Linked DNA regions of Homo sapiens: regions 1, 3, 4 and 5 are each linked to region 2. The links are chromatin contacts, found by Hi-C or POLR2A ChIA-PET in ENCODE. All regions are on one chromosome and are shown on one strand. The core of a region is the stretch at or near the end of the contact, and the rest is flanking DNA. Distances in the headings are between cores, read along the strand shown. Region 1 holds the start of AGBL5-AS1 (AGBL5 antisense RNA 1). Region 2 holds the start of RAB10 (RAB10, member RAS oncogene family). Region 3 holds the start of DNAJC27-AS1 (DNAJC27 antisense RNA 1). Region 4 holds the start of PREB (prolactin regulatory element binding). Region 5 holds the start of SF3B6 (splicing factor 3b subunit 6).

Evidence for each region. A loop is a pair of places that touch in the nucleus more often than their neighbours do. ChIA-PET counts read pairs that join two places held with the same protein, here RNA polymerase II (POLR2A). Pooled maps may share reads with other maps.
Region 1: a loop to region 2 is called in a map of naive thymus-derived CD4-positive, alpha-beta T cell, with 10 times the contacts of the local background. The contact joins the promoter of AGBL5-AS1 here to the promoter of RAB10 in region 2. A Hi-C loop is called at or near these places in 1 of 168 maps with a recorded cell type or tissue (naive thymus-derived CD4-positive, alpha-beta T cell), 6 of 37 single-sample maps with no recorded cell type and 7 of 50 pooled maps. POLR2A ChIA-PET finds 5 or more read pairs at or near these places in 1 of 52 experiments (WTC11).
Region 3: a map of breast epithelium shows a loop between it and region 2 (35-fold over the local background). The contact joins the promoter of DNAJC27-AS1 here to the promoter of RAB10 in region 2. A Hi-C loop is called at or near these places in 7 of 168 maps with a recorded cell type or tissue (B cell, CD4-positive, alpha-beta T cell, CD4-positive, alpha-beta memory T cell and 3 more), 1 of 37 single-sample maps with no recorded cell type and 16 of 50 pooled maps.
Region 4: a pooled map shows a loop between it and region 2 (12-fold over the local background). The contact joins the promoter of PREB here to the promoter of RAB10 in region 2. A Hi-C loop is called at or near these places in 6 of 50 pooled maps. POLR2A ChIA-PET finds 5 or more read pairs at or near these places in 2 of 52 experiments (HEK293T and activated CD8-positive, alpha-beta memory T cell).
Region 5: a loop to region 2 is called in a map of CD4-positive, alpha-beta T cell, with 5 times the contacts of the local background. The contact joins the promoter of SF3B6 here to the promoter of RAB10 in region 2. A Hi-C loop is called at or near these places in 2 of 168 maps with a recorded cell type or tissue (CD4-positive, alpha-beta T cell and naive thymus-derived CD4-positive, alpha-beta T cell) and 8 of 50 pooled maps.

What each region holds. Positions count from the first base shown.
Region 1 is chr2:27,048,900-27,051,599 of GRCh38, forward strand. It overlaps AGBL5-AS1 (AGBL5 antisense RNA 1), which reads right to left and starts at 1,365. Exons shown (of 2, transcript NR_046730.1): 1 at 1,281-1,365; 2 at 784-1,105. TRY-GTA2-1 (tRNA-Tyr (anticodon GTA) 2-1) reads left to right here and starts at 1,883; the gene lies at 1,883-1,971. TRA-AGC8-1 (tRNA-Ala (anticodon AGC) 8-1) reads left to right here and starts at 2,315; the gene lies at 2,315-2,387. It also overlaps a transcript of AGBL5 not described here. RefSeq lists silencers at 1,150-1,359, 2,062-2,356 and enhancers at 1,520-1,809, 1,980-2,209, 2,524-2,700.
Region 2 is chr2:26,032,713-26,035,412 of GRCh38, forward strand. It overlaps RAB10 (RAB10, member RAS oncogene family), which reads left to right and starts at 1,372. Exons shown (of 6, transcript NM_016131.5): 1 at 1,372-2,023. The coding sequence starts at 1,897. It overlaps LOC124907743 (a long non-coding RNA gene), which reads right to left and starts at 1,037. Exons shown (of 2, transcript XR_007086249.1): 1 at 966-1,037. RefSeq lists a silencer at 1,038-1,267 and an enhancer at 1,578-1,627.
Region 3 is chr2:24,970,818-24,973,517 of GRCh38, forward strand. It overlaps DNAJC27-AS1 (DNAJC27 antisense RNA 1), which reads left to right and starts at 1,295. Exons shown (of 3, transcript NR_034113.1): 1 at 1,295-1,415. DNAJC27 (DnaJ heat shock protein family (Hsp40) member C27) reads right to left here and starts at 1,138. Exons shown (of 7, transcript NM_016544.3): 1 at 1,001-1,138. The coding sequence starts at 1,087. RefSeq lists enhancers at 549-678, 632-1,150, 689-798, 1,059-1,168, 1,151-1,669 and 2 more and a silencer at 849-928.
Region 4 is chr2:27,133,375-27,136,074 of GRCh38, forward strand. PREB (prolactin regulatory element binding) reads right to left here and starts at 1,262. Exons shown (of 9, transcript NM_013388.6): 1 at 913-1,262; 2 at 158-347. The coding sequence starts at 1,047. RefSeq lists a silencer at 981-1,080 and enhancers at 1,019-1,675, 1,151-1,200.
Region 5 is chr2:24,074,951-24,077,650 of GRCh38, forward strand. It overlaps SF3B6 (splicing factor 3b subunit 6), which reads right to left and starts at 1,376. Exons shown (of 4, transcript NM_016047.4): 1 at 1,250-1,376. The coding sequence starts at 1,279. It overlaps TP53I3 (tumor protein p53 inducible protein 3), which reads right to left. Exons shown (of 5, transcript NM_004881.5): 5 at 2,483-2,700. The coding sequence ends at 2,629. It also overlaps a transcript of FAM228B not described here. RefSeq lists enhancers at 662-1,194, 1,195-1,726, 1,261-1,490 and a silencer at 1,601-2,250.

The sequences.
Region 1 (2,700 bases), core at 115-2,614, 1.0 Mb after region 2:
TTACAGGCGTGAGCCACCGCGTGTGGCCTTTTCTTTGAGACAGAGTCTCTCTCTGTCTCCCAGGCTGTTGTGCAGTGGCGCACTCTAGGCTCACTGCAATCCGCCTCCCAAGTTCAAGCGATTCTCCTGCCTCAGGCTCCCGAGTTGCTGGGGATTACCGGAGTGGTAGGAGCTCACTACCACTCCCGGCTGCTTTTTTTTTTTTTTTTTTTTTTGAGACGGAGTTTCGCTCTTGTTGCCTAGGCTGGAGTGGCGCGATCTCGGTTTACTGCAACCTCCGCCTCTCGAGTTCAAGCGATTCTCCCACCTCAGCCTCCGGAGTAGCTGGGATTACAGGCGCGCGCCACCATCCTCTGCTAATTATTTTTGTATGTTAGTAGAGACAGGTTTCACCATGTTGGCCAGGCTGGTCTGCAACTCTTGAACTCCGGGGATCCGCCCACCTCGGCCTTCCAAAGTGCTGGGATTACAGGTGTGAGCCACCACGCCTGGCCATGAATGTGATTTTTTGATATTGAATAATAAAAGCTATGCAGATCTTCTATATTCTTCTATCTAAATGTTGACACAACTTTATATCTAGAAACTTCGGATTTAAAGCTCAGCCCGAGAGAACCCATCAAATGTTGGAGCTGCAAGGGGCTAGAAAGCATCACCAGACCTGGATTCGCGGGCGATGTTGGCTCAAGGTAGCACAGGACGTTGGCCCAGAGCTGGAAATTGAGGCCAGGTCTTCCGGCACACCCACCCCACAGGACGACCAAGCAGGGCTTCACAGAGGAGTTGGGGGTTAGGTTTATTTCTGTTGTTAAAAACCCGGTGAACAAAAGGTTGTGGAAAAAACACATGCAAAAGACAGGCGAAGGTGTGAGCTGGATAGGGACAAAGATGGGGGAACCCGTGGGGTCACTCCTTGACCCCACCCGGGACACCTAGACATCCACAGTGTCGGGGGAGGGGCCCCAGACCAGGCAGAAGACCCTTCCCCGGCCCTGGGGAACCCAAGATTTCCGAGAGTAAGCGGACCTGTGCAAAGACCCACAAGGGAGGCCAGTGGCCTGTGCTGGGCACTGTACAGCCGCCCCGACCCCGACCTCACGTGGGCCTCGGAGGCTGCAGGGACCTACCCGGCCGCGCGCCGCCCACCATCCCAGGTCTACCGCAGGGGAATCCCCCAGGCTTGCGAGCGCTTCCGAGGGCAGGAAAGCCTGTACTGCAGCCCCGCCGCCCTCTCCTGGCGCGTAGCCCTCTCCCCGAGCCCTCGGGCCACGCCGCCAGGCCCGCGATCCCAGGGCGGCCCGGGGGGTTCGGCACAGCCCGATAATGCGCCGCGCCGAAGCCTGCAGCACCCCGCGGTCGCCGTCTCTCTTGCACTGGTCAGGACGAATAGAGCCTGACAAAACCTGAGTTAATTGGCCGAGCGAATGTCGTTCGCGTCAGGAGAGCACGTCCGGAGAAGCCAAGGGAAATGTGGAGCAGGAGCAGCCAAAGTGGCCCATCGGCTCTCGAGCAGGGTTTGCGCGTCGCGGTCGCAAAGCCCCTGTGAGTGCAGGTACCGCGGCACAAGCGCTGCCCCGGAGCTCCAGGAGGCGGCGGCGGGCTCGGCGTTCGCGGTCCAGGAGAAACCACCGCGGGGTGTTGGGAACATTTTGTTAAAAAGCCGGGAAGCTCAGGGCCGGTGTGGCCTCCGTTCTGGCCTGAGAACCCGGACTTTGGGCAGCTTCTTTTCCTTGCCTTTGGGTCTCCGGCTTTCTCAGCTCTGTGAGGTCCCATGGGTCTCCTGCCCTGGCAGGTTCCTTCAGCTGGAGAAAGCGGGGGTCATGGCTGGATGAGGTTGCGGTAAGCATTAGAGGGCTATCAGCAGCATCTTATCGCAGCGGAGCCTTCGATAGCTCAGTTGGTAGAGCGGAGGACTGTAGTGGATAGGGCGTGGCAATCCTTAGGTCGCTGGTTCGATTCCGGCTCGAAGGACTTCGTCTGTAATTTTTAACCTCAATTTAATTCAATTATCCCATAAGGGGAAAGGCTTGGAGGCCTCCTGTGACTTAGCATTCGTACTGCCGTCAGTCCATAGGGAACACCGTAGTATGTAGTATACGGTAACGCTCTTTCTGCGTTCAATGTACATGTGGTAACGTGTTTTAGAATGTTTTCTGCTTAAGCACACGATTATATGCTTGATTTTTAGAATCTTGCACATGGATGCCACTGTATTGTACTCTGCTAAATAAATGTCCTGAACTGTGGTTGATCCACTGGTCAGTGAACAGTGCAGTGAACCTGTAAGGCAAAGGGAAAGAACTAAGCAGCAGGCGGGGGATTAGCTCAAATGGTAGAGCGCTCGCTTAGCATGCGAGAGGTAGCGGGATCGATGCCCGCATCCTCCACTCAGCTTTTGCGTCCGTCACACTACAGAACACAAAACGGGAGGGATTCCCGGCGCAGTGGGCTACGTGTTTCATTTTAGAGACACAAGACTGTTAAGCGATAAGGAGTTTCACACGATGTCTTTTTATTTCGCAGTTGAGTCCCAGTTTCTGCCGCTTTATCTTTCCCGCCTCCCGGCAGGCAGGCCGTTAACCGTCTTCCGGAAGACGCTGCTAGAACCCTCCGGCCGCTCCTGCCCGCCATCGTCCCCGAACGACACTCGCTCAGGTACCCACTAACGTGCGAGGAACCCTGAGAGCTGACCAATGGTAG
Region 2 (2,700 bases), core at 122-2,621:
GAGAGAACAGAAGGTAAAGCAAATGCAAAGAAAATGCGAGGGCCCGGGCGCGGGGGCTAACGCCTGTAATCCCAGCACTTTGGGAGGCCGGGGCGGGCGGGTCACCTGTCAGGTGTTCGACACCAGCCTGACTAACAGGGTGAAACCCCGTCTCTACTAAATACAAAAAATTAGCCGGGCGTGGTAGCACATGCCTGTAATCCCAGCTACTTGGGAGGCCGAGGCAGGAGAATCACTTGAACCCAGGTGGTGGAGGTTGCAGTGAGCAGAGATTGTGCCATTGCACTCTAGCCTGGGCAACAAGAGCGAAACTCCATCTCAAAAAAAAAAAAAAAAAGAAAGAAAAGAAAAAAAGAAAAAGAAAATGCGAGGAAACGAGCGAAACTCCATCTCAAAAAAAAAAAAAAAAAAAAGAAAGAAAAGAAAAAAAGAAAAAGAAAATGCGAGGAAGCAGGCTGTGTCGGACTGGGAGTAGGCTTGACCACCTTTCAATTTTCAACCCAGTGGTACGACGCTGGCGGCAGGCAGAGGCCCCACCTCCTCTGCAGAGCGCTCTCGGGTTCTCCCGGATTCCTGAAGGACGGCAAAGGCCTGAAGCAGGTTCTCTGAGCACCGCACAGAACCCTCCACTTCGCAGGGAGGTTCTTCCTGCGCCCAGGTGTTCCTCAACCTTCCTCTCCTCGCCCAGGAAGAGGTTGTGAGGATTACCTCATCCCAACCCGAGCGGCGTGGCCAGCTTTTCCATCTCAAACTCTTGCTCTTGAAGTCAATCCGGATGGAGCGCTCATGTTTCCCCGTCAGGGCTGGCCCTGGAGAGGGGGCACGCCGGGAGGCGTCTCGTTCTAGCAAAGAGGCTATTAAATGACCCAGGGCGCGGCTTTTTCTCGCGTTTACGAGCTCCACCTACACGGGAACACATGGCCACCCAAGCCCGTCGCTGCGCCAAGACCTCCAGCTCAACACACCCGACAAGCGCTGTGCAGAGAAACCGCAGCGCAGTCCAGCGGGAGACCCCGGGAGGGGAAGGAGGTGCTGGGCTCTGTAAGGGTGTCCCGGGGAGCGGGGAGCGGGAGGCGGGAGGCGGGGGTCGGAGGGGGGGCGCTGCGCCTGCGCAGTCGCTAGGTAGCGTCTCCCCCGGGGCGTGCTCGTAACGCCGCGCACCCTATCAGGCGGCCACAGGGAGCGCGCCCGCGGCCTCGCCCTTTCTCGCCCCTCCCTTCTCCCCTCTGGGTCCAGCCTCAGACTGAGGCTTGGAGACAGGAGCATTCCACTCGCCACTTCGGCGCGCCCCCATGCCCTCTTGTGCGCGTGCGCAGAGGCGGACCGCAAGGCTAGGGCGTGAGGGAAGGGCGGGCGTACGCCCTTGCGTGCGTCTCAGGCAGCGCGCACGCCGGCGTGAGAGGGCACGGGGAAAAGGTGGCTCTGGCCGGGGTGGCTCGGTTTCCTGGGGCTATGTAACTGAGCTCGTCGACTTAGGGGTCCTTCTTCGCTGCCCTCGCCGCGTGCTAGCAGGGAGTTTCCGCTCGGGAGAGAGACTGTCCTCACGCCCGCTGCGCCTCCTCGACGGCAGAGCAGGCTTGCTCGCCCGTGGGAGCGTCCCGGCCGAGAAGCCCTGAGGGGGGAGGGGAGGCCATTTTGTCCCGACCGACTCCCCGGAACCGGGCGGACGGGCTGGGAGAGGCTGCGGAGCCGCGGTCGCCGCCCTCGGAGGCACTGGACGCCGCCACTGTCGGGGCTTCCTCAAAGCTGTTCGTAGGTCGCCCGCGCCGTCTCGAGCCTTTTTCCCACGCTTCCCCGGTCCTCCGGCCTGAGAACGCCCGAGTGAGGAGTTGGCCGTAGTGAGAGGGACCGATCCCTTGGGGCCGCCGGCGGCGAGAGCCCGAGCCGCTCCTCCCAATGGCGAAGAAGACGTACGACCTGCTTTTCAAGCTGCTCCTGATCGGGGATTCCGGAGTGGGGAAGACCTGCGTCCTTTTTCGTTTTTCGGATGATGCCTTCAATACTACCTTTATTTCCACCATAGGTAAGACCTGTGGGAGGACGGTGTACGGTCTCGGTAGCTGCATACCGTTTATTTTACTCCAGACATCTTGCTTCCCGTAATATACGCCTTTGTTTCAGTGATTCCGATTCCAAACGACACATCCAAGTTACTGTTTGAATCGGCATCGAGCTTACTGGGGCGGGGTCTTCCCATGATTTCCATCCGGTCTTTTGCTTTCGAGTCTCCCACTATGCTCAGTGCCTTCTGTTACAAAATATGCATCATTTAACCATGTTCCAGAACCTTATTTCTTCAGGCGACTGGACTGGCTTTTTCCACATTTGCGTGGAATTAGTAGATGTGTGATATTTTTAAGGTATTTATTTCAGTGGTTGCGATTGAAGCAGTACTAGCTATTTGGGAAAGGCCTGAATTTATACTTTGGGGCAAAGAAAAGATTCCATATGGTGATAACTTAGAGTAAACTTGAGGGTTTCTGAGAAGAATAATTAAGGTAAATTAGAAGGGAAGAGTGAGTTGCCCTCATTCACTAATCCATTGATGTGTCAAACAATCGGAGGCTCTTCGCGCTTGGGGTGGGACTCTGGCATATTTGCCTCAGTGCTTTTCGAGACATCAACAGAAGCAGTAATCTGAGGGAGATGATCAGTTTCTGTCCTCAAACCCAACGGAGTGAAGTCAAGCTCTCTCTTCTA
Region 3 (2,700 bases), core at 45-2,544, 1.1 Mb before region 2:
AATACTATGCTAGCACATACACACAAAAGTAGTACGGGATCATGCTACACAGAAATAAAAAACACTAAGTAAACATTTACTGAGCATCTCCTGGGTGCCAGGCACTGGACTAGGCACTGCCTTAACAGCTCTTTCGGAGTTGATTTTGAACGCATACAACGACGGAAAGAGCACCGCAGTGGGAATGTGAAGACTTAGGTTCTAATCTTTCCTCGGTCACTGATTTGATGACCTTGGGAAGTTCTTAACCAACAGATTCCACTTGCCCAAAAGGAAAGAATTTGAGTGAAGAGGAGGCCGTCTTGGAATTCATAAGGGAAAAGGCCTCAGGTTACCTCTGGCCTTCCCTCCCCACGTACTAAAGGAGAGTTTATAGCTGATGAACCACAGATGGGGCAGAGAGAAGGGCGGTGGAACTAACAGATATGGGGACACCACCAAAAATAAAACACAACGCAAAACAAAACAGCGCGGACCCCGGCCATCCCTTGCACCTCCCCTGTGAAACACGTCAACGTCAGTTACGCTCTCTCGTGACGGGAATGCAGAATCTGGGCTGCCGGGCACCATTTCGCGAACCCCAAATTCTCACACGCACCCCATAACGTTCCGCCGGCTCCCAGGCCCGGCTGGGGGAACTAAACTTTCATCCTCCATCTCCCGGTCCCGGACGGCCCCCTAGAACGCGGGCAAGGTATCTAGGCCGACGGCCCCTCATGGGGACCCAGGCCTTCTTACTCTTTTGGGGGTACATTCAAGGCTTAGAGGCCACCCCAGACACCATCTCCGGAAGAGTGACGTCGGAGGACGAGGGGGCAACGGAAAGGTCAAAAAGGTCGGGGAGTTTCGTTCGCGGAGCCGCACCCCTCGGCTGAGACCCGGGCCTGCTCGGGGGCGGAGAGGAGGCCGGGCCCCAGGCTGTTGAGTGGCCGCCCTTCCAGCCAATGGACACGTCGCCCCGCCACGCTGGGGCCCGCCCCTCCCGGCTCGCTGTACTCACTTTCCCCACTTCGGCGTTGCCCATGGAGATGACTTTGATGCGGAGAGACCTGCCGGGCTCCTTCCGCTTCGGCATGTTGGCCTCCATGGCCCTGGCTCTCTCGGGGCCACCCGCCTCGGTCTCTTCTTGTGCACCGCTGGCCCGTCCCTCAGGCCTCCTCGTCCAATGGCGGAGCCGCTGCTCTCGTCACCGCCTCGCCTCCGCTGCTCGCCATCCCCGCCGCTGCCTGGCAGCAGGCGCGGGCGGTTGGGAGCGTGGGGAGCCGGGGGAGGGAGACGGGAGTCTCGCGATGCTAGCGCGGGGCTGCTGACGTCATCTGCAGGCCCTGGAGACGCGACTGCAGTTACCGAGTTTCTAAGGCCTCGTCCCCTGACGGGAAGGCGGCGTTGGGGGGCGGCTGGGTTTACCCTTCGAGGTGAGCGCGTCCTTGTTTTCAGGGACGCCCGGACGGGAGGCGTTTGTTGCTTTCGCAGCCGAGTGGTGGAAATGTATTGGCTCTTCAGGGCGGGTCTGGTAGTGTCTCGTCCGTTTGGGAGTGTTTTTTTTTTTTTCTGGATTCTTTTTCGGTTCCATGGGCCGGGCTGCTGCTCCTCTTCCCCCTCCAATATTTTGTTCCCCTTGCTCGAGATCCCCGAGAGGCAGACCCCAAAGCCAGGAAAGTGGGGAGGTCGGAACCCTGGTTCTGGAAGAGGGCCTTGGGCAAGGCGTGAAGCGATTCTGAATCTGGTTCCTATTGTTTTTTATTTTAAATGGAGTTGTCTATTTGGAGTCAAGGCAAGAGTGTTTAGTCTTGGCCCTCCTATTACAGATCTCTGATGGATTTGTTGACTCCTCTGTGGGAGAAAGGCTTGGTCTACTGCAGGTGTTAACGCTAAGCCAGGCTGGAGCTGTGGACGTCAGTTTCCTCAGCTCCCCGCTGTTCGCTTCGAACGTGACCTCGACGTCTGCTCTCCCCTTCCCTTTAGCTGACAATGTGACAGTGCTTGAATAAAAGTCAGTCTGACAGGAACGGTAATTTTTTTTCAGTGAATATCTTCAGTTACAGAAGATAAATAGAACTTGACAATGATTATTTATAGTGCCCTGAAAAAAAATGGCTGCCAATTTCCCTGTATATTACAAAGACAAAAGTAGCATTGCTTCTTTTCTCACCTAACTTTAAACATCTTAAGGGAAGTGCATTACAGGAAGGCAATGAGCAAAGGCTCAACATTTCACAGTAAAGTCAGATTTTCCACATTTTAATTTTAAAATGTGTTTTTTAAACATTAAGTTTTTTTTAAGACAAGTTTATTCTGGATTGTTTTGATAATCAAATAATATAACTTAATTCACTGAAGCTTCTAAAATTATTTACAAATATGAAATATAAGTCCTGGTTAGAATTTGGATAGTTTTAAAGCTTAAAAGAATCCACATGCTAACTTCTCAGTATGATTTAATAAATCAAATTACTAAACATGTAATTTCTTCGACAGTTCACCTTTGGCCCTGTAATAGGGTAACTGGTATTGTGGAAGAATAATTATAAAATGTCAAATCTTCAGCTGTTATGATTGATTAAGTATGGTGCTGTTGAGACTAAGCAGTAAAACATGCCACAGATTTAAATTGATTACTATTTTTTTCATATTGATGGGGTTTTTTTTGTTTTTGTTTTTGTTTTTGAGACAGAGTTTCCCTCTTGTTGCCCAGGCTAG
Region 4 (2,700 bases), core at 12-2,511, 1.1 Mb after region 2:
CAGTAAGGAGTACTGGCCCCTCTCTCCATGGCAGGTGCCCATACAACTTCTAGCTTGCTACCAAAACCCTACTTCCAGACCCACTTCTTTAGAGACACCAAGAGTGACCTTACTCGTTCAACCCTTTCCCCAAGGGGGTAGAGAGGGAGCTCCTCACCGGCCTTCTCTGCCTTGTTGCCCTGCTGTTGATGTGCCTGGAAGCGCAGGAGCTGACAGTGGGCATCCTGCCCTGCAGCAAGGATGTCACCAGCCAGTGCCAAGTTCATGGTGGCCCGTGTCTCTGTGTCATGGGAGTGCAGCAAGGAGGCACTCAAGCGCCCATTAATCAGCTCTAGCTGCAGAAAGTGCTGTGGGAGGGGGAACCCGGATGAGCAAGTTCAGGGGTGCCCAGAGAGCACGTTTAGGGAAGAGTCTGATGTCTTACCCCTTTGCTTTCTGCACGTTCTAGTTCACAAGGGTTTCTCGAGTCTTTTTTCTCTCATTTGGGCCTCACAAATCTACACAGTGAGCAGGACTGGGATTATTACCTCTATTTTACAGAACAGGGTGAAGCTCAGGAGAGGGAAGGAACTTAGCCTAAACCCAAATGCACCACTCTCGCCGCTGCTAGAGGGCAGGCAAGACCTCCCGGAAAAGGCCAGTATAAGACCCCTGGAGCTGCTCTGAGGCGGAGCTGAAGCGTTCCTGGCGACTCTGCAGCTGTGTGCAGTTTTCACTTTACCTTAAAAGCCTCTCCTCCGCCCGCTGAGTTCTCGACTGAAATTCGCCCCTGGGCGTCAGGCAAGCGGGTCTTCCCAACAGAAGTGGGCAGGGCCCGAAGCTGGAGTGTGGCCCGCCCCGCGACCCCCCGGCCACCCTGGAATCGCCGCCAGCCCGCAGCAAGACCCAGCCCCAGTGGCCCTGCGCTCTCACCACGCCATTCTTTATGCCTGTCTTGGCGGCGCCTCCTCCGCCCGCAGCGATGAGCAGCCCAGTGCTGGGGTCGACCTGAAGCGCGTACAACGGGAACGGAGCCCGGTACAGCTCTGGCGCCCGGCGCCGGCCCATCCCGCCCGGCGCGCGTTCACTGCCCGCACCGCGGCACCCAGGACATGCCGCGCCGGGCCTTCGACTACTGCCCCGGCGGCTGGTGAACTCGGCCCCGTCGCCGCCGGGAGCACTCCCTACCCCTCTCACACCGGGGAGTTGCCAAAACCCTGACCATCAGCAGGAAGCCGAGCCTCAGCTCGGCTCCGTCCAAGTCGGTCTCGCAGACGCGCACTGCGCATGCGCACCTGTCTCGCGGCTCCCTCCGCGCAGGCGCAGGAGCGCCGACACGCGTCAGCACTAGCCGGCCGCGGGGCCGCGTTTCCCGGGGCGGGGCTTCGGTTCTCCACCCCTGGCGCGGAGGCAGAGTCGCCCAGCACCGACTTCGCCATTTTTGTGCGGGGCGCGGGGCGCGGGCGGAGGAGGTGGAGCCAATGGAGGTTGATGAAGGTCAACCTTTAATAAAGAAATCCGACTCGCGCCTGTAATCCCAGCACTTTGTGAGTCCTAGGCGGGCGGATCAGGAGTTCGAGACCAGCCTGACCAACATGGAGAAACCCCGTCTCTACCAAAAATACAAAGGGCGTGGTGGCGTGCGCCTGTAATCCCAGCTACTCGGGAGCCTGAGGCAGGAGAATCACTTGAACCTGGGAAGTAGAGGTTGCAGTGAGCCGAGATCGCGCCATTGCCATTGCTCTTCAGCCTGGGCAACAAGCAACAAGAGTGAAACTCCGTCTCAAAAAAAAAAAAATCCTCTGCCAGGCACGGTGGTTCATGCCTGTAATCCTCCTGTAATCCCAACACTTTCGGAAAGTCCGAGAGAGGAGGATGGCTTGAGCCCAGGCTTTCGAGACAGCCTGGGCAACATGGGGATCCGTCCCTACGAAATATTTAAAAATTAGCCAAACATCGTGGCACCTGTGGGCCCAGGTGCCCAGGAGGCTCAGGCGGGAGGATCACTTGAGACTGGGAGGTCGAGGCTGCGCTGGACCACCAGTGATGTCACCACTGCACTCCAGCCCCTGGGCAACAGAGCTAGACCCTGTCTCTCACACACATAAAATCCTCAAATAAGGACTGTTCCCATCTGAGGAGTGATATGCCAACTCCTAGGAGCACAGGCCTTTGCATCTTACCTCAGAGAGGAAGTGATTTGCCCGAGGGCACACACCAGAAACCACCGGAGTCTCTTGCTTCTTAACGGAGGCAGCATGAACTTAAAAATAAACCTGACTTCAAATGCTGAATCCATTGCTTCCTCGTATGAGGACACGTCTGTCATCCTTAACGCCTATCGCCCACTTTTGGCAGGGGTGGTGTCTGCCATTCCCTTTCTCAAGGCTTCACACTCCTGGGCTGGTGGCTTGGTGGGTGGCCAGCTGCTTTGCTGGCCTCAGAGGGGGCAGTTTGGCTCCCGGGCAGGTATCTTCTGCGCCTGACACTCCATTCTCCCTCGGGTTTCTGATCTGATGAGGACCTTTGTGCACTCCTGAGAGCGAGCACAAGGGATGTCCTTCCCTGCAAAGAGACGCCCTCTCCTGCATTCTCATTAACCTAAGGTGCACCCAGAGGAATAGCGCAGTGGCTTCATCTTTGGGGATGCCAATATCTGTCCCACAGAGTTGAATTAGATGTGTGAAGGGCCTGGCCAAGCTCTCTGCATATCTCAAGTCC
Region 5 (2,700 bases), core at 126-2,625, 2.0 Mb before region 2:
AAACCCTGTCTCTACTAAAAATACAAAAATTAGCCGGGCATGGTGGTGGGCACCTGTAATCCCAGCTACTCAAGAGGCTGAGGCAGGAGAATTGCTTGAACTCAGGAGACAGAGGTTGCAGTGAGCCAAGACTGTGCCACTGCACTCCAGCCTGGGTGACAGAGTGAGAGTCCATCTCAAAAAAAAAAGTCAACTATCATCCAATTTCCCTACTTCCTATTTAAATGAGAACTCATGGACAGAGTGTCTTTGCTGTTTCCATTTTCTCAACTTCCACCATCTTTTCACCCCACTGCAATCAAGTTTTCATCCACTGAAATGATTCCTATCATCAAGGTCACCAAAAGTCTCCATTTACATATACAATGGTCAATTGCTTGTCTTTTCTTTCTTTCTTTCTTTCTTTCTGTTTTTTTTTTTTTTTTTGAGTCAGGGTCTTGCTCTGTCTCCTGGGCTGAAGTGCTGCGCAGTGGCACAATCATGGCTCAAGGCAGCCTTGAATTCCTGGGCTCAAGCAATCCTCCCACCTCAGCCTCCAAAAGTGCGGGGATTACAGGCATGAGCCACCTCACTCGGCCTAACTTCATCTTACACCTCTAAGCGTTTTACTGTTGACTAATCTCTTTTTTGAGTTTTTTTTTTTTAAAAGTTTCCGTAACACTGTACTCTCAAACACTAGAATGTAAGCAGAAGGACTTGTTTTATTCACTGCTGTATTCCCAATACGTAAGACTAGTGTCTGGCACATAGTAGCTATTCAATAAATATAATTGATGAATTATGTCCCACATGGCAAGCAGAATACATAGTAGGTGCTCAAAAAATATTGTTTTAATTAATGTGTTAATGAAGGATCCGAAAAGCACCATGATCTGAGGGGAATCCCAGGTCCTAGTTGTTGGTGAACCATTAAGTTAGTTGAGGACTCTTCTGAGATATCGACTTTAAGTCAAGGAGATAATCCTAACGCCAGGTCCTTAGGTGCGGGTCAAGCAAAGAGGCTATAGGGGTAACACTATCACTGACACTAGGGTAGAGACTGAGGAACTCTCAAAAGGGGTGGGGACAGAAATGTGGCTCAAGGAGCATATCTCTGAGGATGGGGCCGGATAGTGTCTTCGCTGACAGGATAGGAATTCTGGAGTTCTCCGCTCTGGGGACGGAGGAGGAGCAAGAATGCTCCGATCCACGCCGCTAAGAAAGTCAAACCCGAAGTTCTCCCACCCTCCGCAGAACACCCGATACTCACGTTCGCCCTCTTGGCCGCTTGCATCGCCATCTTGGCGGGCTGATGAAGTTACCGTAGCAGATACTGAAATTCCTCCGGAGCTCGCTCGGCTTCGGGGGTTACACCGCGTTAGATGCAGGACATCAACATCCAGGACCCGCCGGAAGCTGTTACAGCGGAATAGCGCCGTCTTACGCTGAGACGCGCTGACGTAGCAGCCCCCTTCGAATAGACTCCGGGGTAAAACCGAGCCTGAGCGAGACTCGAGGCCGGAAGATGGAAAGGCGAGAGTCCAAGACACTTCCGGGCTCTGTACCGTAAAGGGCGGGGCGTAGCCTCCAAAAGGCGAGATGTTCCGGTCGGGGAGGCCCTGAGCAGAGGAACCCGGGTGGAGAGGGCGGGGCCTGAGGAGGGCGGAGAGCTGGGGCGGGTCTCAGGTGAGTAACTGGGGAGCGGAGGAGGCGGGGCTTGAGCAGGGTTATGACAGGTAGGGCGGGACCCAGGTGAGTAGCGGGAGGGGGCGGGGCCTGAGGAGGGTGCGGAGAGCTGGGGTGGGGCCCAAGTGAGTATCCGGGAGGGAGCCGGGCCTGAGCAAGGCGGTGAGCTGGGGCGGGACCCAAGTGAGTAATGGAAGGGGCGGGGCCTGAGGAGGGTGGTGGCGGTGGGGCGGGGCCCAGATGTGTAGCGGGAGGTGGTGGGGCCTGAGGAGGGTGGCGAGAGGTGGGGTGGGGCCCAGGTGAGTAGCGGGCGAAGGCGGGGCCTGAGGAGGACTGAGCTGGGGCGGGACCCAGGTGAGTAGCGGAAGGGATCGGGGCCTGAGGAGGGTGGTGGAGGTGCGGCGGGGCCCAGAAGTGTAGCAGGAGGTGGTTGGGGCTGAGGAAAGTGGTGGAGGTGGGGCGGGGCTCAGATGTGTAGCGGGAGGTGGTGGGGCCTGAGGAGGGCGGCGAGAGGTGGGGTGGGGCCCAGGTGAGTAGCGGGCAGGGCTGGGGCCTGCTGTGGTGCCCACTGGTTGCGGGGCGCGCGGGCAGGTGCCGGAGGTGGTGGGCCTGGGCCTCTAGCTGTGCGCAAGGCGGAATATGTGGGGTTCTGGCGGCTTGTGTCACGGCTGACGCTGTAACTATACCCAGAATCTCCGTCCCTGGAGGGGCCCTCAGGTTGAGCGTCAGCTGATCGGGCCTCAGTAATCCCCGCTGCGACGCCCGTCCGGACTCCCACCTCAACCCCGCCGCGGCGGCCCCAGTCCGCGTGCCACCCTTCCAGTTCACTCTTTATTTCCTCATATCAGCTTTAAACGGCTCTGGAGGAAGCACCGGGTTTCTTGGCCTGTCTATTGTGAATCTTCTCCAGGTTTGCTCTGGAAAGGCCTGGGGTGGCCGCGTCCTGTCCTGCCCCATCCTCCTTCACTGGGGCAGTTCCAGGACGATCTTGCCTATGTTCTTGTTGGCCTCCATGTACTTATGGGCCTCCTGGAT